Regions from separate parts of the Homo sapiens genome. Here regions 2 and 3 are each linked to region 1. The links are chromatin loops, found by intact Hi-C in ENCODE. Cell type or tissue: Caco-2. All regions are shown on one strand. Links, peaks and the distances in the headings refer to the core of each region. The heading gives the core; the rest is flanking DNA.

Region 1 (7,772 bases), core at 1,898-5,897:
ATATCAAAGATTTTATATAATCTCTTCAAAAGTTTACAATATTTAAAAAAATGATTGGGTGTTTCTGGTTCATAATGGATACCTGAACATGCATATTGACCTTCAATTTCTTCCCAATCTCTGTTGGAATACAGAAAAATAAACACCAGGGCATAAAATAATAATGTCAAAAAACAAAGTAGGCACACCAAAATACTGGGAAATTTAACTAACTTTTGAAAGTTGAAAAACAGATTAATTCAAGTAAGTGGCTAATCCATATTGAAGAAAGTAGATAACAAAAACAGAGAGGAGAAGGATGTGTGGGAGGCAGGGGCTGCTTTAATTAACAGATCCCTAAACAGGTTCAAAATTTGAAGTTGGTGGGTAAGAAAAGCCAAGAATGAAGGAGTCTTATCTACATTATTTAATCAAAAGGCTCTTTGTGGACCATCTGAACTACTCAACCTATACAGAGAAACCTGTGTGACTTGCCTCTGGGCAGAGAGCACTCCCTACCACATGCTATAGAAATGGAACAGGTGCCGTGAGTAGCCTTGAGGGCCAAGTGTTAGAGATGTCCTCAGAGTAAAACTCTTATTTGACAGGCTGGTGGGAGGTGGAAAGGTGCAGGCAGGGCAGTCTTCTCCCGAAGTTCAATCTGATACTTGCCAGTCAACATGCACACACATACACTCACACATAGTTCACAATCAGTTGCCCCCTTCAGGAGAAAGGCTTGCTGGGCAAACAAACCTGCAGAACATTGAAGGAAACCCATGGCAGCCATCTGTATTAATCAAGGAATTCTTCATTCATAAATATGAATGGGCACCTAAGATTTGCTCCACACCTGGACGGTGGTGGTAAGCAAGATAAGAAATGAAAATTACTCATCTCTTGAAGAGGAAATAAAGTTAATTCAGAGAGCAAACGAGAATGTAAAAGTATAATTATTGTTAGATAAATTTTAAATAACATTAAAATTTTTGCCAAAATGAGAATCACTAAAAAAGAACACTTGGAGAATAAGAAAAAATGTATTTGAAATTTATTTTAAAATCATGATTGGCCAAAAAATATAAAAAATATGAAAGATAAAAATCAGGAATTTCTCACAAAAAGTAGAACAAGCATCAAAAATAGGTAAATGAAAGAGAAAAATTAAAAGATAAGACCAATTCAGGGTATCCACAATACGGCTAATAGATGTTTCAGAAAAGAAGAACAGAAAATAAAAAAGAGAAATTTATCAAATAAATAATAGAACAAATATTTTCGGCGTCAAAGACCAGCAATTTCTGTCGCCCAGGCTGGAGTGCAGTGGCGTGATCTCCCCTCACTGCAAGCTCCGCCTTCTGGGTTCACGCCATTCTCCTGCCTCAGCCTCCCGAGTAGTTGGGACTACAGGCGCCCGCCACCACGCCCGGCTATTTTTTTTTTTTTGTATTTTTAGTAGAGACGGGGTTTCACCATGTTCGCCAGGATGGTCTCAATCTCCTGACCTCGCGAACCTTCCGCCTCGGCCTCCCAAAGTGCCGGGATTACAGGCATGAGACACTGCGCCTGTCCTAAGACTAGCTATCTTTAGGTTGCAAGGACCACTGAAGCTCAAGCAGAATGAATGGAACATGATCCACATTCTCATGTACACATCCTAGTGAAAGTTCAGCATGTTAAGAACAAAAAGGACGAGCTTAGATGCTGAGAAAGAGAGAGAGAGAGAGAGAATTAAACAAAAAGAAAAAATTAAGCCAAAAAGTGATCAGTTTCACAACCGACTTCTCATCAACAACATGAGAAACGAGAGAAATCCTAAAACATTGTGGAATAAAGACATTTTCATTTACATAAGAACTCAGAAAGTTACTTTTTATCCACTCTTTCTGGTGATAAAATACTTGAGGGTATTGCAGCAAGATCATAAACACATACACACTGAAAAGAAAGACATGAGATTCAAGAAAGAAGTCCAGGATTAATTTTTATTTAATCTCAATCAGACAACAATGTAGTAGTTGGGAAAGCAATCAGTCCAAATAGGACCACTAGATAATTAATATGATTAATTTAAAATATAGATATTATTATAGATATTGTAAATAAGGGATATGTTTCTTTGATAATCAGGAAAAAGGCAACTAGAAACACTAAGATCAATATAAAACTATATTGTAAATTTAAGAGTCAAACATAAAGCAAACTAAAATGTGTGATGCTTCAAAGTATTAAAGCAAAGAAAAAAATCACTCTGAATATATTGCTTGGATCATTCTCTTTTAACATTAAAGTATTAGTGACAAATAATTCTATTTTCTTTCCATCTTGGTCCAGATAGCATACTTGGTCTAGCACTTACTAATATTGATATGTTCAAATATTTTAAAAATTGTTTATTAGTTTCCATGTACAGATCAACCTATAGACAAAAAAAAAATCATTATAGTAGGTGATAAAATGTAATTACATTGTGAACCTGGACAAGGTAAAAGTAATTGTAGAGCTGCCATATTTGACTGTGGAAAGTGTTACATGAACAAAAGACGGTGGGTGATAATTTTCTCATTCTATCACATGAGAGAAGAAATTACCACAATTTGATAGAATAAAAAATAAAAGTTGAAGTATATTATTTAAAGTAACTAAGTGAATAAATAAATGAATAAAACCACAATAATAATATTTAGAATTATGGAGCTAACGATGAGAATAACAGAAATCAGAAAAGGTTAAAAATGATTACCACTGGGGAAGGGCATTAGGAAGTGAATGACCTTTTTTTTTGTTAACTCTTTGCATCTTTTTGAAATTTTTATCATGTGCATGAGTTAGTTTTGAAATGATAATAATAATATTAAAATATGAAATGGCCCCGCTCAAGGAAGGAGGGACATGACATTTATTGAGCCTCTGATATGCTGGAAATACACACATCATCTTGGCTTACTCATCATGAAATGCATACAACGTGATTATTATCTTAGCCTGCTTTTTCTCGTTGATACAATTTAGATGATACACTGTTCAATAATTGATAGTGCTAAAGCCAGGGTTTGATGGCAGCCTCGCCATGTGCCCTTTCCACAGCTGTGCAAGCCTTCCTCAGTGCGGACCTCCACACCAACCAATGTGCTGAAGCTAAAGAGACTCAAGTTCTAAACCTTTCTATATGATATATGCCTTTGAGCACTTTGTGCGTCACCTCAATTTTCTTTTCTTTTTTGTGTGTGAAATGAATGAATGTGAACAGACAAATGTCTAGGACTTTGTATTTCTTAAATGTAATCTGTTATATATACACACACATGGAAAATTACATGCTTTAGAATTAGACTTACTAGTTTTGGAACTTTGGGCGGGCCACTTCACTTCTCTGAGCCTGTTTCTTCATCTACAAAGGAAAGTCAGTAATTTCACTCTAATTTCTTCATTATTATTTTCATTTTGCTTTTTTTGTGTGGCCAGTTGGGGGCATTGTCTCCCTTGGCATCGGTCAGCCAATAATTTGTAGTTGTGCAATGCCTGGCATCTGGAAGGAGGACGTAAGAGGCTGTTTGTTACCAAGCTTCTAATTCAAGAGCAGAGCATCCCCTCCTAGGTGAAAGGATTGTAATACAAACTGTTCATTTAACTTCTTAGTCAAACAGAAAGAAAGACTGTCCTTCCGAGAAAATAATGATTTCATAGTTGCATGAGGTCAAAATAAAAATAATGCAATAACTGGTCTCAAATTGACAAAGGAACCAAATTGGTGATCTTCTCTCATAGATAGAAAATCATAGACTGGGCATGGTGGCTCACACCTGTAATCCCAGCACTTTGGGAGGCCGAGGTGGGTGGATCACTTGAGGTCAGGAGTTCGAAACCAGCCTGGCCAACATGCAAAACTCCATACTAAAAATACAAAAATTAGCTGGGCGTGGTGGCGTGCATCTATAATTCCTGCTACTCAAGAAGCTAAGGCACAAGAATTGCTTGAACCCAAGAGGCAAAGTTTGCAGTGAACTGAGATTGCACTACTGCACTCCAGCCTGGGTGACAGAGTGAGACTCTGTCTCAAAAAAAAGAAGAAAGAAAGAAAAGGAAAGGAAAGGAAAAGAAGAGAAGAGAAAAGAAAAAAGAAAAGAAAAGAAAAGAAAAAAAGAAAAGAAAAAGAATCTTCAGAGATGTAATTTCAATTGTGCTAAAGGTCCCAGGACTTAAGGAGGTCTGGGCTGCCTGCTCTAGGTATGGCAACATACAGAAGTCCCTGAGAATGCAGCCTCCCTGACAATTGTATTTCCTCCTAAAATTGTCATTTGGATTTGTGTACAAATGTCTCAAGGCCTTCTTCTTTTCTCTCTTCTCTTAGGCTCAGATCTGACCCAAAAAAAGAGGGGGATTTAATTAGATTTTGTAGGTTAAAGCTCTCTACACCAAAAACTTAGATAAGAATAGCAAAAGAACAATTGGTCCCTCACTGCATTTCTCAATGAAAGTGTAGAAGAAGACATGTTGGAGGTGTTTTATAACAGCATCAAATAAGCTAATTTCACCCGGTCTCAAATTTATAGATTGCTGTCCAGACTTCCAAAGCTGTGGCTAATGAAGCCGAATGATCAAAAGGATGCTTAAATGATTAATGTGACTTTTCTCTTACACTAACATAAGTCCTCTACCTGAGATATTTGGAGTTGATGTTGTACATAACATTTGGAATAATGAACAAGCTTTGGATGTATATGGAAGTTTCTTAGTCAAACTCAGAGGCAATATATAGAAATACTTACTGAATTACATGCCTACAAGATGACAGAATTTGAAGGGACTTTGAGATCATCTGATCACATTGGCTCATTTTAAAGATGGTTAAACTAAGGTTAAAGTAAGTGACATAGTTTTCCCAGGTCCACAAATTTTGTTTGTGTTGTAAAAGGGCCCAATTAATTCACTTATTCATCTATTTATTAAAGTAAGAGATATTTATTGAGCACCTACTTAGTCCTAGTCATAATGTCAGGCCATTGCAAAGCAGATAGGGATATGAGATAGTCTTCCACCTTCCAAGAGCTTCTGGTCTGAAGGGGAGGCAGGCCTGTTTCATTTCCAGCACAACCTAATGACGTCTAATAGAGAGACGACAGCCAAGTGTTCTAGAGCACAGCAGAGAACTCTAATTCTTCTGAGGGGCTGGGAAAGTCCTCATAAAGAACATCCTATTTGAGTGTGATCATGCCAGATAAGATGGAGGGGAGAAAAGAAACATTTCAGGTGGAAGAAACAATATCATCGGTATTTTTATAGTTCAAAGCAATCATAAAGTGTCAGTCACCCAGGTGGGATCCTGGGTAGCATTCCTATCCAGGTAGGAGAAGGGGCCTAGATTCGAAAACTTCTAGATTAAAAGCACATCGTGTCTCAAAAAAAAGAAAAAAGAAAAGAAAGGAAATGTGGAGATGAAAAACTTGGGTGTGAGCCAGTGCATATTTACAGTGACTTCAGCACATGACAAGGAAATCAGAGCAGATCTTGAAGGTAACGAGAAGAGGCCATTTCAGGAGATCTAACATTTGTAGGAAATTTTTCTCCAGATATGAGCTCTGTCTGTTGCTCTCTGAATCTCTTCAATGGACCCCAAACATTCACAGCTGCAATCCCTTAAAAATGGGACTAAAGAGTAAATACCCTGGAGGGTAGGAGCCCAGGGACATATAACTTTTTATAAGAAGGTACATCCGTTAATATACAGAGCATGTCAGTACCCGCACCCAATATTTGAAAGGAGCATTTTGAAATTCTTCCTTTTTAAAAATCTCAATGGAAAACATCAAGAAAAAGGGCTCTGCATTAATGTACAAAGATCACCATCTTCTGCTTTCCTAGAATTTGAAAGAAGAGATCTTTATTGCTGTGGGGTTATAACCACAACACTAAGCATAGTTGGGAAATAGTATTGTGTAGTGTGACCTAGGAGTGGGTCATTGTTGGGAAATCATATTGTGTAGTGAGCCTAGTGGCTCTGGAACCAGGCGGCTTTGGTTTAAAACCTGCCTTGGCCATTTATTAGTTTTCTGAACATAGTCAAGCTGCCCAACCTTTCAGTGCTTCAGGTATAATAATTATATTTACCTTATAGATGTTTTGCAAGTCCTTACATATGCGCTCAGTAATATAAAGCCTGGCACATAATATTCACTCAATATTTTTTCTAACATTATTATCATTATTTTATTATTAATTTATTATTCTCTCCGAAGTGCTGCAATGACGTTTTTCTCCTCCAGTCTCAGTTATGGTTAAATTGATTGACCAGCCAGTGACCACAAGATTTTGATCTTTCATCAAGCATTCCAATATTATACACCTTGTGGAAGAATCAGACATAGTTTTTGCCTCAAGGAATTTATAATCAGATTCAGAATATTTAACGATCATCTTTCATCCTTAAGAAAGTAATATAAATATGAAAAACATGAATCTCAATGCTCTTGTTCTAGCTGAAATCTCCCATTCTCCTTCCTCTTTGCTTATCCAAATTCTAGTCATTCCTCAGTACCCAGTGCAGTAGCTGGGTGTATCAGTCAGGGTCCAATCAGTAGAGGAAAATCACACAGCAATTTAAACAGGGAATATCTAAAATAAGAACTTATCAACTACAGTGAGGGACTGTCTAGTTAGAAGTAAAGGGAGCATCAGAGAATATAGGAAGAGCAAACACAAAGAGGAGTCACTACACCTGAGACTAAGGTAGAGCACCCAAGCAAGAGGTTCCTCAGGACTGAGGTCCAGACCTTATTGGAGAGGCCAGTGCTCACAAGACGGAAGAGAAGCCATTGTGTTGCCACACCAGCAAAACTTGCTGGAAGCCTGCCCTCTTGGGTGCAAGGGGAAGCTGCTCAAGGAAAAGTGTTTCATGAGAGACAATTTGCTATAAACACATCTGAGGCTGGGAGTACCATGGGGTGCTAGCCCTGGGTGCTGCTGGCCTCCATGCACTGCAAAAGCTTTGCATGCCATAGGAGACTGCTGCTGTGAAAGCCACCCTGAAGGCAGGAGATGGTCCTGGGGAAGCTGTGTGCATGGCACGGACCTACTGAGCAAGCAGACAGGGACCAGGAAACAAAAGACTTTTCTCCTACAGCCTCTCTCCACAGATCTTTAATGGTAAAACTTAGCCTCCATTTCCTTTAACAAAAGATAAATATTTAAAGGGTTCAGCTCCATTTTCACAGGGCAGGCAAAAAGTGGGTATTTCGAACTAAGAGACAATAAATTGATAACCAGAACAGTCCACGCTGTGACTGTTCAGCTTCCGTATGCAATTCTTGATATCAAGCTGATGTCTGTGCAGCTGTAACTTCCACTGATGCAGTCTTAGAGTTGACCTCCTGGACCTCTGAGAACATGTCTTCTACACCATGTTAATCGTGATACTTAAACTTATCGATGAGCACAGAGCTGAGTAGGACCCAGAGAACTTCAGTATAGACAGCATTTCTCTGGTCCTGAAGCATGCTATCATGGTAGGGGCCTTGACTGTTGTATTACATTGGTGATTGGTGACTTTTATTAAGCTTACTTTCAATTAAAACTTTGAGTAATGTTGTTTTAAATCCACACTGCACCCTTTTCTGACATTTGTGTAGTCTGGGCATTCATTTGTTTAATCAATGAATATTCATTGAATGCCTATTCTTGCTAGGTGAAAAGGGCTTCTTCCTCTCTGTCTGTGGAGCTGATGCCCTGGCTGGGTCCTTAGGTCCTTGCCAAACCCTCCTTGCAAAACTCATCCTTTCCAAACTTTGGAGGCCCAC
Region 2 (7,772 bases), core at 2,458-6,457, 79 kb after region 1:
CAGTGAACAGAAGAGACAACCATCACCTTCCCAGGGGATTTTACATTCTAGTAAAGGGAAGTGAATTATCAGCAACAGATATAACAGTTAACTGAAGAATCTAGCATAATGGAAGGGGACAAACACTATGGGGAAAATAACTCATGGAGGAAAAAAATGCTGAAGAAGTCAGCTGGCAATTTTAATAAAGTAAAATGTAAATAGTCCTCATTGAGCAGCAATATTTAAGCAAAGACTTGCATATCTGCAGGAAGAGAGTTTCAGACATAGGAGACAATCAGTGCAAAATCCTGCAGTATCAGGGTGCCTAGCATGTTCAATACATTGAAGAAGGTTAGTGTGGCTGGAGCAGAGTGAGGGGTGAAAAGCAGAGAGGAGATCAGAATGGTAGGGCCAGGTCATGTTGAACCAGGTGACATAAGAGTCCTACCAACTTAAAGTATAATAATAATAAAATAAAAAAATAAAAAAATTTTAAAAAGTCCTACCAGCCTGTTGAAGGACTTTGGCTTTTAATATGAGTGAAATGGGGAGCCATTGGAGAGAACTAAGGAGAGGAGGGATACAGTCGGACCTATTTTTAAAAGAGTAGCTGACCACTCTGTTATGAATAGACTGAGGATGTGGTGAGTGGGGGCTTGGTGGGGAGTTGGCAAGCCACTGTAGGAGCAGGGAAAACAGGAAGCAATTGTAGTAATATCCAGGTGAGAGATGCCTGGAGACTCATAGGTAGCAAAGCAATGGACAAGATGATATAACTGGTGTGCTTTCCTGATGGATTGGACATGGGATGTTAAAGAAGAGACGTGAATGACTAAGGTGTGGGGCTTAAACAGTGTAAGTGCCTCAACTACTGTGCATATGAGGAGGAGTTATTAAAGTTTCCATTTTCCTTATGTTAATGTTAAGATGTCTCATCCACAGTCACGCGTATCTGTTGAGCAGGCAGTGAGATACAAGCCTTATAAAAAGACAAAGTACTAGGGCAGAGGTAAAAATCTAGGGATCTTCGGCATATAGGTGGTATTTAAAGCCATGTGACTTGCTGTGAACTGAATGTGTGCCCATCAAATTCATATGTTGAATCTCTAATCTCCAATATGATGGTATGTGGAGACTGGACCTCTCAGAGGTCATCAGTTTTGGATGAGTCACCAGGGCAAGGCCTTCGTAATGGAATTACTGTATCTCTCTCTGTGCCTGCACCAAGGAAACATCATGAGAGGATACAACAAAAGAGAGGCTCTCACCATGCTGGCACCCTGATCTTGGGCTTCCAGACTTTTGAACCCTGAGGAATAAATGCTGTTTAAACCACCCAGACTAGGCTAATTTGTTATAGCAGCCTGAACTGACTACGACAAAAGTAAAGGAAAAAATCAAGGAAGTGGGTGAAGAGAGAACCAGAGACCAAGGACTGCATCTCAAACTCTCCAAAGGTTAGACTATGGGAGAAGTGGAGGAATCAGACAAAAGGCTGAGAAGGAGCAGAAGAGAGGTGGGAGGGAGACGTGGAAATTCTGTGTTCTGGAAGTCAGGTGAGGAAAAGGAGTAAAGGCAGAAGAGGGCAAGAGGATTGATTGTGTCAACTGTTGAAGAGAGGTCAAGTAAGATGAAGACCAAGAACTGACCATTGGATCTGGCAAACTGAAGGTCATCAGTGATGTTAACAAAAACAGTTGCAATGTCAGAGTAAGTTCAAAAAAGAGTAGTAGAAGTGGAATAAGAGTTGGCAACTCTTTTGAAATGTTGCACTGCAAAGAAGTATTGAGAAGTGGGCAGTAACTGGTGGAATAAGAGGGGCAGAAGAAGGTTTTGTTTTGTATTCTAAAATGTGAGAAATAACAGCATGTTTGTAATCTGATGGAATAATCCAGTAGAGTGTGAAAAACTGATGAAGGGAAACTAGTCAACATGATGTTCTTGAGTAGATGGGGGAATAAGAACTAGTGTGCAAGTAGAGGTCATGGCTTTAGACAGGCACAATAGTTCATTTATAATAACAGGATCTAAGGCAGAATCTAGGGCAGAGGCCAGGACACTTTTCCTCAAGGGCAGGATATTTGTTATTTTGGGTTTTGCAGGCCATATGTTTTCTGTTGAAACTACTCAAGTCTGCTGATGTAGCTCCAAAGTGGTCGTAGCTGATATTTAAATGAGTGGGTGTGGTTGTCTTCCAACACAACCCTATTAACAAATACAGGTGGCTTGATTTGGGCCATAGTTTGCTGACCCCCTAGTGGTCTAGGGTACAATCATGGGATAATATTCTCAAATGTGTTCTCTACATGTAAGTTCAAACATTTGGCCCAATGTTTGAGTTGGAAGATAGAGCTCAAAAACTTTGGAGATGAAAAAAAAATCAAGAAGAGATTTTTCCTGATGTTATTTGCACCAAAATCTCAGAAATCACCACTAAAGAACTTATACTTGTAACCAAAACCACCGGTTCTCCCAAAACTGTTGAAATAAAATAAAATTTAGAAAGGAAGAATCAAGAATTCACTTCTACAGAGATCCAATGAAGCGTAGCATTTACCAGACTGTAGACCCCAACAGCAGGGAATGAAATTTATTTATCTCTATTATGCCACCATCTAGCCCCAAGCCAGCACATGGTATAGTAGGTGCTGTCTTTGGTAACTACAGAGCACTACATGGTATAGTAGTGGCTGTTCATTGATAGATTGAATGACCAAATGACCATTCTCACCCTCCTAGACTCATTTTCCTTGGTTTCTCAGATAAAACTGGGTCTTCTGTGCTGCCCCTTGAGAAGGTACAAGGAGAAAATTTGAAGCTAAATGAAATGATGATTATTATTTTTTACACCAAATAATTATCACCCTTTGTTGAATAAAATTATTGGTTAGGAAGTGAGTGAGGATTTTTGAATGAATTAATGCAAACTCAATGCCACCAGGAACAAACTGAAAGGATAGGTATTACTCATTGCTGAGCAATGGGATTATCTTTAGGATGAAGAAGATGATGATGATAGCAATGATGACGATAATGGTGATGATGATGATGATGGTCATGATGGTGATGATGGCGTTGATAATGATGGTGATGATGGTGCTGACGGTGATAATGGTATTGATGGTGATGATGGTGATAATGGTGGTGATGGTGGTGATGATGATGGTGATTATGGTGATGATGATGGTAATGATGGAGGTGATGTTGGAGTTGATGGTTGTGAGTTTGGTGGTTGTGATGATGGTGATAATAGTAATGTTGAGGGTGGTGATGAGGGTGTTGATAATGATGATGGAGAAAGTGAAGGAGGAAAAGTGGCAGGTGCCACTACAGCAGCTCTTACAGTCATTGCTTCCTTCTGCTAACAGGCAAGGAATATCACAGAACTAGAATCAGAAGGTTTGGGTTTGAATTCCAGCAGTGATGTGTTAGCTGCTCATCTATGAGCTGATCACTTTGGCTTTCCAAAAGATCACAGCTTCCTCATTAATATCATAGTAACAAATATAATCCTTGCCTGCCTAATAAACTCAGTGAGGGACAAATCAGCACATGGATTAAAATGAAAAGCACTGCATGTACCAGGCTCACAATTACTATCATAAGTCTCTTCTCTGCCAGACTTGCCCTACTGAGTCCTTTGTAGGATCTCATTCTTCCTTTAGATGATTAGCTTTGAAAGAGAGAAGCTGACCCAAAAGTCACTTAAAGTAGCAGCAATTATTATCAGTTCAGGCATCACTGTATAGGAACATATCATATATTTTATCTGTCCTAGTCTGCCCAGCCCCTCCCAGAAACCATTAAAAATACCTACCCCCCTGCAGGCTCAGCCCACTCTGACCTTTTTGGCTTTATAGGACTCCCTTAAATCCCTCCAGTGCACTCCAGAATTATTCTCTACTCCCTTAGCAGATATTCATTGGGGTGAACATCACCATGGCACCTGCATTACCCTAAGGCCACAGCCTCCTTATCTTACTCCCATTGTATGGAACTAGTCTCTCTGCCTGCCCAGCCTTCCAGCAGGTGGCCATTTCTCATCAGTTTCCACTTACAGCTGAATTCCAACCCTGAGCCCTAGGCTGGTGAGCAGGGGCCTTCACCGCTGATCAACATCCTGACAGCCCCTTTCCAGAGTCCCTTTCCTGAGTACGGATGGATCTTCTTGATCTATGCTTGACATAGAAATCCTTACTCCGTGCTGAAAATTGCTGGTGCCAAAAAATTCCATGCATTGCCCCCAAATATCAACTCATTGGTACTGCTACAGATTCCCATGCGCTTTGGAGATTATAAACTCCTGCCTGGGGCAGAGGCAACCCTATGCCGTGGGCTACTCTGTTCAGGAACCTGCATTCCAACAGCCTTATCTCATTTCTCTTCCCTCCTAAGAACATTCCTATGCCATGGGTACAGAGCCAAGGGACCATCTCTAATGTTTCTTATGGCAGAGACCATTTCTGCTCAGCAAATATTTCATGTGCTCCCCTACATTTTCCAGTTTCCCTTGTGATTAGAATAGGGTCATATTCACAGTTTTGGTCAGAATGAATGGAAGTAATTTATATCACTTGTGGCTGAAGCTATCCCAGGAATGTATGCCTCTTACTAGGTTGTCAAAATCTTGGATGAATAGTCCTCACATCATGGCCACAAGATGGAGTAAGGATGCTCACCCTCATCTGATGTCACCTGAGTGAGCTGAGTGAGGAATAACTCTTCTTGTGTTAAGCTATTTCAATTGGGGGTGGGGGGGGGGGTTGACTCTTGGGACAGCTAAAACTAATTATCCTGATGATCTATCCTCCAACTTAGACCCAAGGAGGAGCATGTTTTGAAAATATTCTCTTCTACCGTGTATGTAAATATTTCAAGAAAATGCTCCTTTGTGAAAAAATTTTAGGACATGGTTATGTCTGCTTCTGTGAACAAAAACTACCAAGAGAATACTTCACATCTTTTATATATCAAAGTCTCAAGCTCCTTGGGCTGCAATTCTATCAACAAATGTTACAAATACACTTGGATTCTTGATCTCATAACACAATATAAATACACACTGGTGAGATCTTCTTCAGTGCTTTCGCAGTGCTAAATACCAGTGATGAAAGCAAAAATATGGTTTTCTGTAACCAGATGCTCTACATGGAAAGAATGATATTGCTTAATCGTTTCATTAATGCCTTCTTTTCTTTGTCCTGGAAAATGCTGTTTTGTCTCTTCTTTTGATGTCCTTCCCCAGCATGTTTGCTATAAGACGACTCTAACCCTTCCTCTGATCTGCTTTCCTAACAAGGATTGCAGAAGAATTCTGTGCAGATGCTGAAAGGCAATATAGAAAGAGGAGGTGGTCTTTGAAGCCCTGTGCCAGAAGTGACCACATATCCCCAAAGCAGCATCGGGAGCCACAGCAAACATTTACTTAGCACCCACCTTATGTCAGGCACTTTGCTAAGAGCTTTATCCCTTGCCCCCATAGCAACTCTACAAATTGGGCCTGCTATCACCATTGTAAGAGAGGACACTGAGTCTCAGAGAGGCTTAAAAACGAAGAGCTGTCACACTCCAAAGCCGTGCCTTTTCCATGACATCATGGGCCTTCCATTCAGATGCCGTTGCCACTAGCCAGATGCCTCCAAGACATCTGGCTGTTGGCCAGTCTAAGAAGGGAGCAGGGCGGGGACAGGAGCTAGCCCCTTGAGCACCTACTAAGTGCCGGGACTGTGCTAAGTAAGGCTTTCCCCAGCTCAACCTGTTGCCTAACCTTGCGCCTGGGGATCGGATGACTCGGGGCCTCCTTCCAGGTCACACGCGCCTCCTTTATTAATGTGATAGCTGCCACTGCACTTCTTTTTAGTGAAATATTTTGGGCCACTCAGTCAGTTGTTTGGGTTCAATGAGAAATTGATGCCTCTTTATTCAAAGCTCTGTCAGGAGCTTGGAAAACATCATGCTACTTTGAAAAATGAGGGTTTTTTAAGATTAAAAAAAAAGCCCTGATGATTTAAGAACTTCTCTGGTTGCCAGTTGGCCCCACTCCTCCTCTGGGAGCCAATCAGGAGCGACCATGGTAATAAAAGAGTCCCTCTCCCCCTTCCTGGCTGCTTTCAAGAGTGATTAGTGGAGGGGATTCATAGGCCTTGGTTTTGTGTTGTTTTGTTTTGGGGGGGGGGTTCTTTTTTCCTTGCACTTGGAGAATAAGTTAATTATGATTGGTTAAAATTTGTGTGTTTTTGCTTTTATCCCTGAACCACAATTAGAGCTCCTGACAGCCTCCTGGCCCTCAGAAATTCCAGCTGGTATAATAATTGATAACCGTGGTTATGAATAGATTGGAAACAAGACTGTGAAAGAATGCCTAGCCACTTCAGAGGGTCATTTATAGCGTGCTGAAGGGAAAAGAGAATTTCAGGCCTGGAAAGCTTAGAAACAGAACGAGTTTTTATCAGTTTCCTTGACACTGGCAGATCAAAGCCTGGGTTGCGCTCTCTAAGGGTTACAGATAATGGGGTGGCCGCTAATTCATTCTGCTGCTGGAGCTGAGGCCTATTCAGAAGGGTAAACCAGGGAGTTTTCATGGTGCTGCTTTGTAGTCTTTATCACAGGACCAATGCAAGAATCACCTTTTTATTTTAATGAGACATTTGAAAAGTATTTGATTCCCTCTGGCTAGGGGCTCTTTCTCCCGGCTGAGACAGTAAGAAAGGATTGCCCAATGGAGCTGGATTCTCTGAAAGCAATAGTATCTGCATTCTACCCACCTGCCCCCCTTGTCAGTTTAATAATTTCAGTGCAGGCAAAAGCTGGGCACGTGGGAAAGGAACAGAATTTCAGAGAATATCCTGAAAACAGAATATTTTCACTTGCTTTTTTTCTAACAATGAGGTTGTCCGCAGAGATGCAAGTTCGATCCCAACTCCACCGTTCTCTGTGTACAACTTTGGGAGTAGATTTATATCCTTTCCTAAAGCTCCTCTTCCTCATCTGTGAAATGGAAATAATGACAACAAGCCTGTCATGTTGCTGCAATGTTCAATGCAGTACTGTATCTAAAGCACTCAAGTATCTAAAGAAGACATCTTCGGTAAGCATTTTGTGATTGAAAGAATGAATGAGTTGTCTCCATCAAGCCTCACAAAACTCCCTTAACTGTAGTGAGTAGATATTTTTAATACTATAAACATGTGTTAAGCATTGTCATGAGCTGAATTATATCTCCCCTAAAATCCATATGTGGATGTCCTAACTCCAGAGCCTCAGAATGTGACTGTATTTGAAGATAGGGTCTTTAAAGAGGCAATTAAGTTAAAAGAAGGTCATATAGGTGGGCCCTAACACATTATGACTGATATCCTTATAAGAAAAGGAGATTAGAACACAGACACACACAGAGGGAAGACCACGTGACGGCACAGCAAGAAGACAACCATCTACAAGCCAAGGAGATAAGCCTCAGAAGAAACCAATTCTGGTCTCCAGAATTGTGGAAAATAAATTGCTGTGCTTAAAGTATCTAACCCGTGGTATTTTGTTATTAGCAGATTAATAACAAGCATCTACTATGTTATTGTCTTTAGTTTACAAATTCTAATACTGTTGGGTTTTTAGGCTCAAGGGACTTCTCTATTTTGGCACAAAGGGACATAGGAATTGCACATAGAAGACTTGGTTTTGGTCCCAGCTCTGCCACTGTTTCCAGAGCAGGCACAACATCCTAACTGAGTTTCTGTTCCCTCACCTAAAAAACTGTGAGGTTAAATGAACAATGTCTTATAACAGAGAAAGGC
Region 3 (7,772 bases), core at 2,458-6,457, 94 kb after region 1:
TAGAAAGCAAGATACCCGTGTATTCTGTACAATCCATCCCAAGGCCAGCTTCTCTCAGAAGCCTTTTTTATGCCCTGGAGTGGATGTGACCTCGCTTCCATGGAACTTCATAAGGCTTTCCTTGTACATCTCTCCTGTGACATGTGGCATCAACTCTAGCTTTCTTGTGGCACTTCCTTTGCCCACAGAATTTCCAGCCAGAGACAGAACCAGAAAATGCAACTTAGTTCAATGATTCAGCAAACCTTTACTATACACATACTCTGAGCCACGTACTGTGCTAAGAGTTGGAAATTAAAGTGCTCAGAGTCTAGTGGAGAAAACACACTCACTAATCTATATCATATCAATTGGTATCTGCTCTATGGCAGTGGGATCCCCGTGGCATAGTGGTATAGCAGGGGCATTGGGACACCAAGGGGTTCAGATAAACCTTCACACAATAGAAGGTGATGAATTTGGGTCTGGAAAGCTCCACTAGAGTTTCTGGACAAATTAGTTTAGTTTAAGTTTAAACTAGCTACTTCAAAAATACCAGGATCACAGGCTAGGCATAGACCTTTCACAGTATGGGAAGGGTCAGCTCATGGCCACACTGCAGCCCCAGGGAGTAGGGGAATGGAGGCTCAGCAGGGTGGCCGGGTGCCTCGCTGGCTGCCAGCACCATGGTCACTTGGCTGCTGGCCTCTACAGGCCGGCCAGGCACTACCACCAAACCTCCTTCTAGCTGCATTCCCTCTTTCTCCCATCTTCATCTGACTCTACTTAGGGACACCCCCAAGAATCTGGAAAATAAAAATAGATTATCCTGAAAACACTGTCTAAAAAAGTTGTGGCATTGTGGAAAACAGAGAAGGGCAGAGCCTTGGACTCAGTGTTCAGGAGCCCTGGTGCTCATCCCAGCAACCCAGCTCCTCTGCGAAGCGGCCATGAAAATAACCACAAAAAAAAAAAAGAGAAGGAAAAGAAAAGAAACAAAAGCATGTGGTTGATTTTGATCTAGACCTTAGCGTTGGGAAGACGCCTCCTGCATCCCTTAATAATCCTTGGTAGCACATGATCTAGTACCTCCTTTTCTGATGATTGCAGATCTTCAAGAAGGGATTTTTTTTATTACCAGTAAAAAATAAATAAATAAAATACCCACACAGATAGCAATAATCTCTCAGCTTTGATCTTTTCCCGCACCTCTACGTGTTTCCTGTCATTTGCTTTTTGCATTAACTCCATTTTACAGATGGGGAACCTGAGGCCCAGATCACGGAGACTCTTGCTCAAGGCCACAGAGCAAGTCAACGATGGGGCCTGCAGTAAAGGCCACCCTTCCTACCATGCTTGGCCCTTCCCCACTCTCTTGGTCTCAACGCCCATCACAGGAGGGATTTTCCCTCTGCTCTGATCTCGAGTTTTGCGGGCTCCAGGGTCTGGGAAGCTCCAGTGCAAACACCGACTGCCTTTTCTCCTGCACTGCCCCTTCTCTTTTCCAGGTCTGGCCCAGTCCAGGGATGCCTCTGATAAGCCAGCTTGGAGGCTTCAGAGGGGCGTCCACACTTGGGTGTGTGCAGTACGTGCACATGACGTGTCCATCTCATGGTTGTTTGCCTGCCTGTGTGGCCATGTTTTTGCGCACAAAGGTTGGAATGTTTCTTCCCTTTGTAACAGATGAGTGTGTGTGTGTAGATATCTCCATGGGGTGTGTGTGTGTACATCTGTCTGTAGGGTATGTATGTATGTAGATGTCCCTGTGGCGTGCGTGTGTGTGTGATGTTCCCATGGCGTGTATGTGTGTGTGTAGTATGTGCAGGTGTCTCTGTGCATGTAGTTCTGTGATATGTGTGTGGTGTGGTTTGTGTGTGTGCAGATGTCCCTGTGGGGTACTTGTGTGTGTCTCTGCAGTGTGTGTAGAGATGGAGAAATAGATAGAGATATGCAGATGTCTGAGATCTATGTGTATGCAGACATTCCTATGTATGTGTCACTAAGAGGTGTGTGTGTCATGGTGTGTGTCTAGCTCTAGGGTATTCGTGTCATGATGTGTGTGTGTGCATATCTCTATGGTGCTTGTGGCATGGTGTCTCTGTGTAGATGTCCCTGTGTGTGTGTGTGTGTGTGTGTGTGGTGTGTATATCTATATCTGTATTTATCTAGATTCATATAGAGATATGTATAGTTACAGAGGGGTCTCTGGAATATGTGTGTATCTCTAAGGTGTATATGTGTGTCTCTGTCATGTGTGAGGTGTGTGTCTCTGTGGCCTGTGTGGTATATGTGTGTCTCTATGGTGTGTGAGGATCTCTATGGTGTGTGAGGTGTGTGTGGTGTGTGTGTGTGTCTCTATGGTGTGTGAGGTGTGTGTGTCTCTATAGTGTGTGAGGTGTGTGTGTCTCTGTGGTGTATGAGGTGTGTGTGGTGTGTGTGTGTCTCTATGGTGTGTGAGGTGTGTGTGGTGTGTGTGTGTCTGTGGTGTGTGTGGCGTGTGTGTGTCTCTATGGTGTGTGAGGCGTGTGTGGTGTGTGTGTCTCTATGGTGTGTGTGTCTCTATGGTGTGTGAGGTGTGTGTGGTGTGTGTGTGTCTCTATGGTGTGTGAGAATCTCTGTGGTGTGTGAGGATCTCTATGGTGTGTGAGGTGTGTGCGGTGTGTGTGTGTGTCTATGGTGTGTGAGGTGTGTGTGACTCTGTGGTGTGTAAGGTGTGTGGTGTGTGTGTGTGTCTCTATGGTGTGTGAGGTGTGTGAGGATATCTATGGTGTGTGAGGTTTGTGTGGTGTGTGTGTGTCTCTATGGTGTGTGAGGTGTGTGTGGTGTGTGTGTGTCTCTATGCTGTGTGAGGTGTGTGAGGATCTCTATGGTGTGTGAGGTGTGTGTGGTATGTGTCTGTCTCTATGGTGTGTGAGGTGTGTGTGTCTCTGGTGTGTGAGGTGTGTGTGGTATGTGTGTGTCTCTGTGGTGTGTGGTGTGTGTTTTCCTCTGTGGTGTATGAGGTGTGTTTGTCTCTGTCGTATGTGAGGTGCGTGTGTCTCTGGGGTGTGCGTGGTATGTGTGTGTGGTGTGTGTGGTGTGTGTGGTATGTGTGTGTGGTGTGTGTGTGTCTCTGTGCTGTGTGTGTATCTCTATGCTGTGTGTGTAATGCACGTGTGTCTTTAAGTGATGTGAAGTGTGTGTCTCTATGGTGTGTGTGTGTGTGTCTCTGTGGTGTGTGTGTATCTCTATGCTGTGTGTGTGTCTCTATAGTGTGTGAGGTGTGTGTGTGTCTCTATGGTGTGTGTGTATCTCTATGCTGTGTGGGGGCGGGGGGCGGGGGGCATATGCTCCGCTATGATGACTGCTGAGCTGGCTTCTCCGGAGCGTGGGGACACAGCTGACACAGCAGGACACAGAGAGAAGCCTGGGGAGGCGGCCACACCAGCCGTTCTTGCTTACTCAGGCTGAGCCATGGAGCAGCTGCTCATGTGTTTTCCAGTGAGCAGAGTGTTCCCAGCCCTTGCTTCCCAGAACCCAGAGAGGGGCAAGGGCACTCACAGTCAGGGGGTCCTGTAGTCCCTCTGAGGGGTCCACATCCGACAGGCAGGGGCTGGTCCAGGAGGCCTGAAGACGTGCCCTGGAAGGCAGAGGAGTGCAAAGGGCCTGGGAGGCAGTGGAAGGGAGGTGGCATTCTGGCAGAACTGGAGCTGGGAGGCACCTGAGGCAGAGGCGCCTGTGAGGCACGGGGCAGTGAGTGTGAGTGTGTGTGTGTGTATATGCATGTGTGCTGTGTGTACCTGTGTGCAGTGTCTGTGCATATGTGTGTACACCCAGATGCATTTACCCACAGGCTCCACATAATTTCAATTCTTTCTCCTCCCACTTCAAGTTCACCAAGCAGCGTAATGCTTCACCTTCTGGCAGGGCAGGGACCACTCAGCTTCTTTCCTGCTTCTGCCCCCAACCCTCCCCAAGAAGATGACATCCTGTTACTGTACAGGCTGCCAGGGACTCCATCGTGCTATTGTCAGAACCCCAAGGCTCGGAGACTGTCAGAGGCCACACAATTTCCAGATAGGCAGGCCGGCCTTTTTTCCAGGTCACTTAAAATACTTTTATGGGTAGGTTTGCCTTGAACAAAATCCTGTTCAAATGGTACAAACCTGACGATAAACTCAACCTTTCAGATTACAGTTTAAACTTCACTGCCGCACCAGGGAGAAGAAAAAGCAGAATTCCTGTGCGTTTCAGAAAACCTCTCGGAATAATCCCTTGAGCCTCCCTACAGGGCTCCAGTCCCCTAATGGATGCTTTGATGACAGCAGATAAAGGCCAAAGGTACTTTTATTCTCTCAGAAATTGCTCCAAATAAACAACCTTGATGATTAAAGCAATAGAAATCCTCAGAAGATTGATGGCTTGGAAAATGCTGCTGAGTGAATGAATAACTTCCCCCTTTATTTCCAAGAGCTAATATTTGTCCACATTTGCTGCCTTTTAGGAAAAAAAAAAGTGCAACCTTTTTTTGTGCTGAGTTTGGTCAGGGACAAATAGGCACCATCCAGTTATGACTTGAACTTTAAACCAAACTCCATTTGTGAGCCACTGAGGCTGCTTGTCAGCGGCCTCCCACTTGTCAGGCACAGGTATGAGACCCGCACGCGGAAACACCATATCTGGGTGCAAACGTTTAGGGCGGGGCCAGGCACCAAAACTCCTTTTGAAGGCTTTAAAATGCTCCATGTGCTCTTCTGCTTCCCCCATGTCCCCAGGCACAAGTCTGGAAGCATTTCTCAATGTGCCTCCTGTGTCTAAACAAAACCTGCCGTCGAATGCCAAGAAGTAGCCTTCAGCCAACGATGGCAGCTGCTCTGTCCTGGCTGACCCAGGGGCTAGGGCTCCCCAGTCACTGCTGAGGGCTCCACTGGAGGATGAATTGCTGCCTTCAAGGGCTGGCTCTGGAGAGCAGGTGATGGGGTAGGCTCAGCATCAGGAATCAGGGACTCTGGGAAGAATCTGGCTCAACAGAGCACTGCAGAGGCTTGATGGGAGTGGCATATTGCCAAATTACCAAAGCCCAGAGGCCGAATCCCTGGCATGCACATGTACACTCCCCTGCTTCCCCACACTGGAGGGATAGATGTCCGCTTTCCCGAGCCAGCTGCACAGCTTTCTGAACAGTGTCCTCCGGCTAAGGAGCTTGACTCCCAGATCTCGGGATTTCTCACCACCCTTTCCCTGAGTGGCATCAACCTAGTTCCTGTCACCTTTCCTTCCATCCCATTTCAGCCACCCATTCCCATGACTTCACCTTGGAACTTGCATTCCCTGGAGCTTTCCCAGCCCTGAAACCCTGAGTGCAGATCTGTCTGTCTCTGATCACAGCTCTCAAACCCATCCAGCTTTTTCTCAGTTCATCCTGCTACCTCAGCGTTCCGCTAATTTGACTTCAGAGAGACCGCTTATCTCTTAGTCCCTCTGCTTTCCCCTTGTCCATCAGCTTGTCAGGAGGTCAGTTGTTCTTTTCTTTAAACTTACCTGGAAACATTAAAACCCTGGATCCAGCCAGCCAGCCATCTTCTCTGTACGCACATCGAGAGTGTGGTGCATTCCTGCAGAAAATCACAGGGACACAGGTTGCCATTGGTACAAACTGATAGTCTCTCCCCATCTGGGTCTGTGATGTTGCCTGAAACTTTTCCATGCCTCCCACGCCTGGCCCATGCCCATCCTCCTCAGTCCATATCAAATGACCCTCTCTCTCTCAGACCTCCCACCTCACGAGCTGGCCCTGACTAAGAGCAAGTGTCAGTCATGGTGTCACACACAAATTAGAAACCACAAGAAAGACGGGAATGTAAAGTAGTACAACCACTATGGAAAACAGTGTGGAGATTCCTTAAAGAACTGAAAGTAGAACGACCATTTGATCCAGCAATCCCGCTACTGGGTATCCACCCAGAGGAAAATAAGTCATTATACAAAAAAGATACTTGCATATGCATGTTTATAGCAGCACAATTCACAAATTGCAAAAATGTGGAACCAGCCCAAATGCCCATCAATCAACAAGTGGATAAAGAAACCGTAGTATACATATACAGTGGAATACTACTCAGCCATAAAAAGGAATGAATTGATGGCATTCACAGAAACCTGGATGGGACTGGAGACGATTATTCTAAGTGAAGTAACTCAGCAATGGAAAATCAAACATCGTATGTTCTCACTCATAAGTAGGAGCTAAACTGTGAGGATGCAAAGGCATAAGAATGATACAGTGGACTTTGGTGACTCAGGAGGAAAAGGTGGGAGGAGGATGAGGGATAAAAGGCTACAAATTGGGTTCAGTGTATACAGCTGGGGTGATGGGTACACCAATATCTCACAAATCACCACTAAAGAACTTACTCATGTAACCAAATATTGCCTGTTCCCCCAAAAACCTATGGAAAGAAGGAAGGAAGGAAGAAAGGAAGGAAGGAAGGAGGGAAGGAAGAAAGGAAGGAAGGAAGGGAGGAAGGAAGGAAGGAAAGAAGGAAGGAAGGAAGGAAAGATTCCTAGAAAGAAAATCCAACAACATCTTGCCGAATCCTCCACAAACTTACCTACATCCTGTTCTTTCCAGTCTTCCTCAAGTTTTACTAGAAGAGTCAGGAGTTCTCCTGTCTAAGCCAGACCTTCTAGCCTTATTATTTCCTTGAAATTGCTTTCAAGAACCTCTCTGTTGCTAAGCCATCGGAGGTGTTTCTGTCGTCTTCTTCTTCCTTGAATTCTGCAGTGTTCAAAACTACTGACCCTCTTCCTGCTCCGGGTTTCTATATTCCCATGCTCTTCAGTTCTTCCTCCTACCTATGCAAGGAGCCCTTCTCAGCCTTCTCCTTCCTTGCCCTTGTCAAGGTGGCTGTCTTTTTAGTATACACTTTCAGAGCATTTTCATCTGCTCTGGAGCTCACAGAATGGGTTTGTGCTGAGGACTCCAAATAGGTGTTTCCAACTCCAGAGATTCTCCTGACGTCCAGACAGATGCATTTCTCTCCTGGCGAGCGTCTCTACGTGGACACCCTGCAAGCATCTCACACCTTGTATGGTCAAAACTGAACTTTATCTTCTTCCCACCCTAAACCTGGCCCTTCTCCTGGGTTCCTCCTCTCCATGGTTGAGTCGATCCCATCCTCTTCCTGATTTCTAAAGCCAGAAACCTGGGCATGGTTTTTTATTTCTTGCTTTTCCACACTCCTCAGACTAAGCTGACACCTGTTCCTTGCATGTGTGCCCGTTTCCTCTTCTATTCTCTACAGTCCTCGAGGGCAAGGACATATCTGAGTTATCTCAGCAGTTCAGCACCCAGCTTCTTGCCAGGGACTAACAAAGCTCTCAATAAATGTTGAGTGAATGAGAGAACCAGGATGTTGTCACCCTCCTGATACAGATGACTGAGGCTCAGAAAAGTGAAATAGGTTGACGAAAGTCATACAGTTATCAGAGGAGCCAAGCTTTGTCTAAATCCAAAACCAAACACTTCTCCTTTTGTCCTATGTCAGGTTCAGGGATGTGGCATTTTCATATGCCAACAATTCTGCCCACACTTATGGAAAGTTAAAAGCTAAACATATAAGAAATTAGTATTTGAACTTGGAAACAAACTTTCACTTTAATCTCTGAAACTTTAGGATTCCATTTTGTCTCTGCCATGATTTCTGCCAGATACAGCCCAAGGCCTTCCATAGCATTGTGAAAGCTGCCTTAATTACTTCTGCCTGCCACTGGCTCCAGCTCTTCAGCGAACCTCTCCTTCATCCTTCTCTCTA

The links. Hi-C counts contacts between places; a loop is a spot of excess contacts. Peaks named below come from ENCODE experiments on the same cell type or tissue, not always from the same donor. Only the 100,000 strongest peaks of a DNase experiment are listed, where the experiment ranks them.
Region 2: a loop joins it to region 1, with 2.4 times the contacts of the local background. A loop is called at or near these places in 2 of 110 quality-filtered maps.
Region 3: a loop joins it to region 1, with 5 times the contacts of the local background. A loop is called at or near these places in 2 of 110 quality-filtered maps.

Annotation. Positions count from the first base shown.
Region 1 is chr2:16,483,598-16,491,369 of GRCh38, reverse strand. No RefSeq gene overlaps it. Among named protein-coding and RNA genes, the nearest start is that of CYRIA, 180 kb to the left of the region's middle. In Caco-2, for the core only: a CTCF peak has its summit at 3,443 (motif pointing right); a DNase peak (open chromatin) is centred at 3,489.
Region 2 is chr2:16,405,402-16,413,173 of GRCh38, reverse strand. The region is part of intron 2 of LOC107985855 (a long non-coding RNA gene); the gene reads right to left. Among named protein-coding and RNA genes, the nearest start is that of CYRIA, 260 kb to the left of the region's middle. In Caco-2, for the core only: no CTCF peak of the experiment used is centred there; DNase peaks (open chromatin) are centred at 4,003 and 4,303.
Region 3 is chr2:16,390,054-16,397,825 of GRCh38, reverse strand. LOC107985855 (a long non-coding RNA gene) reads right to left here. Exons shown (of 3, transcript XR_001739298.1): 2 at 5,500-5,573. Among named protein-coding and RNA genes, the nearest start is that of CYRIA, 270 kb to the left of the region's middle. In Caco-2, for the core only: no CTCF peak of the experiment used is centred there; DNase peaks (open chromatin) are centred at 3,385, 4,055, 4,215 and 4,635.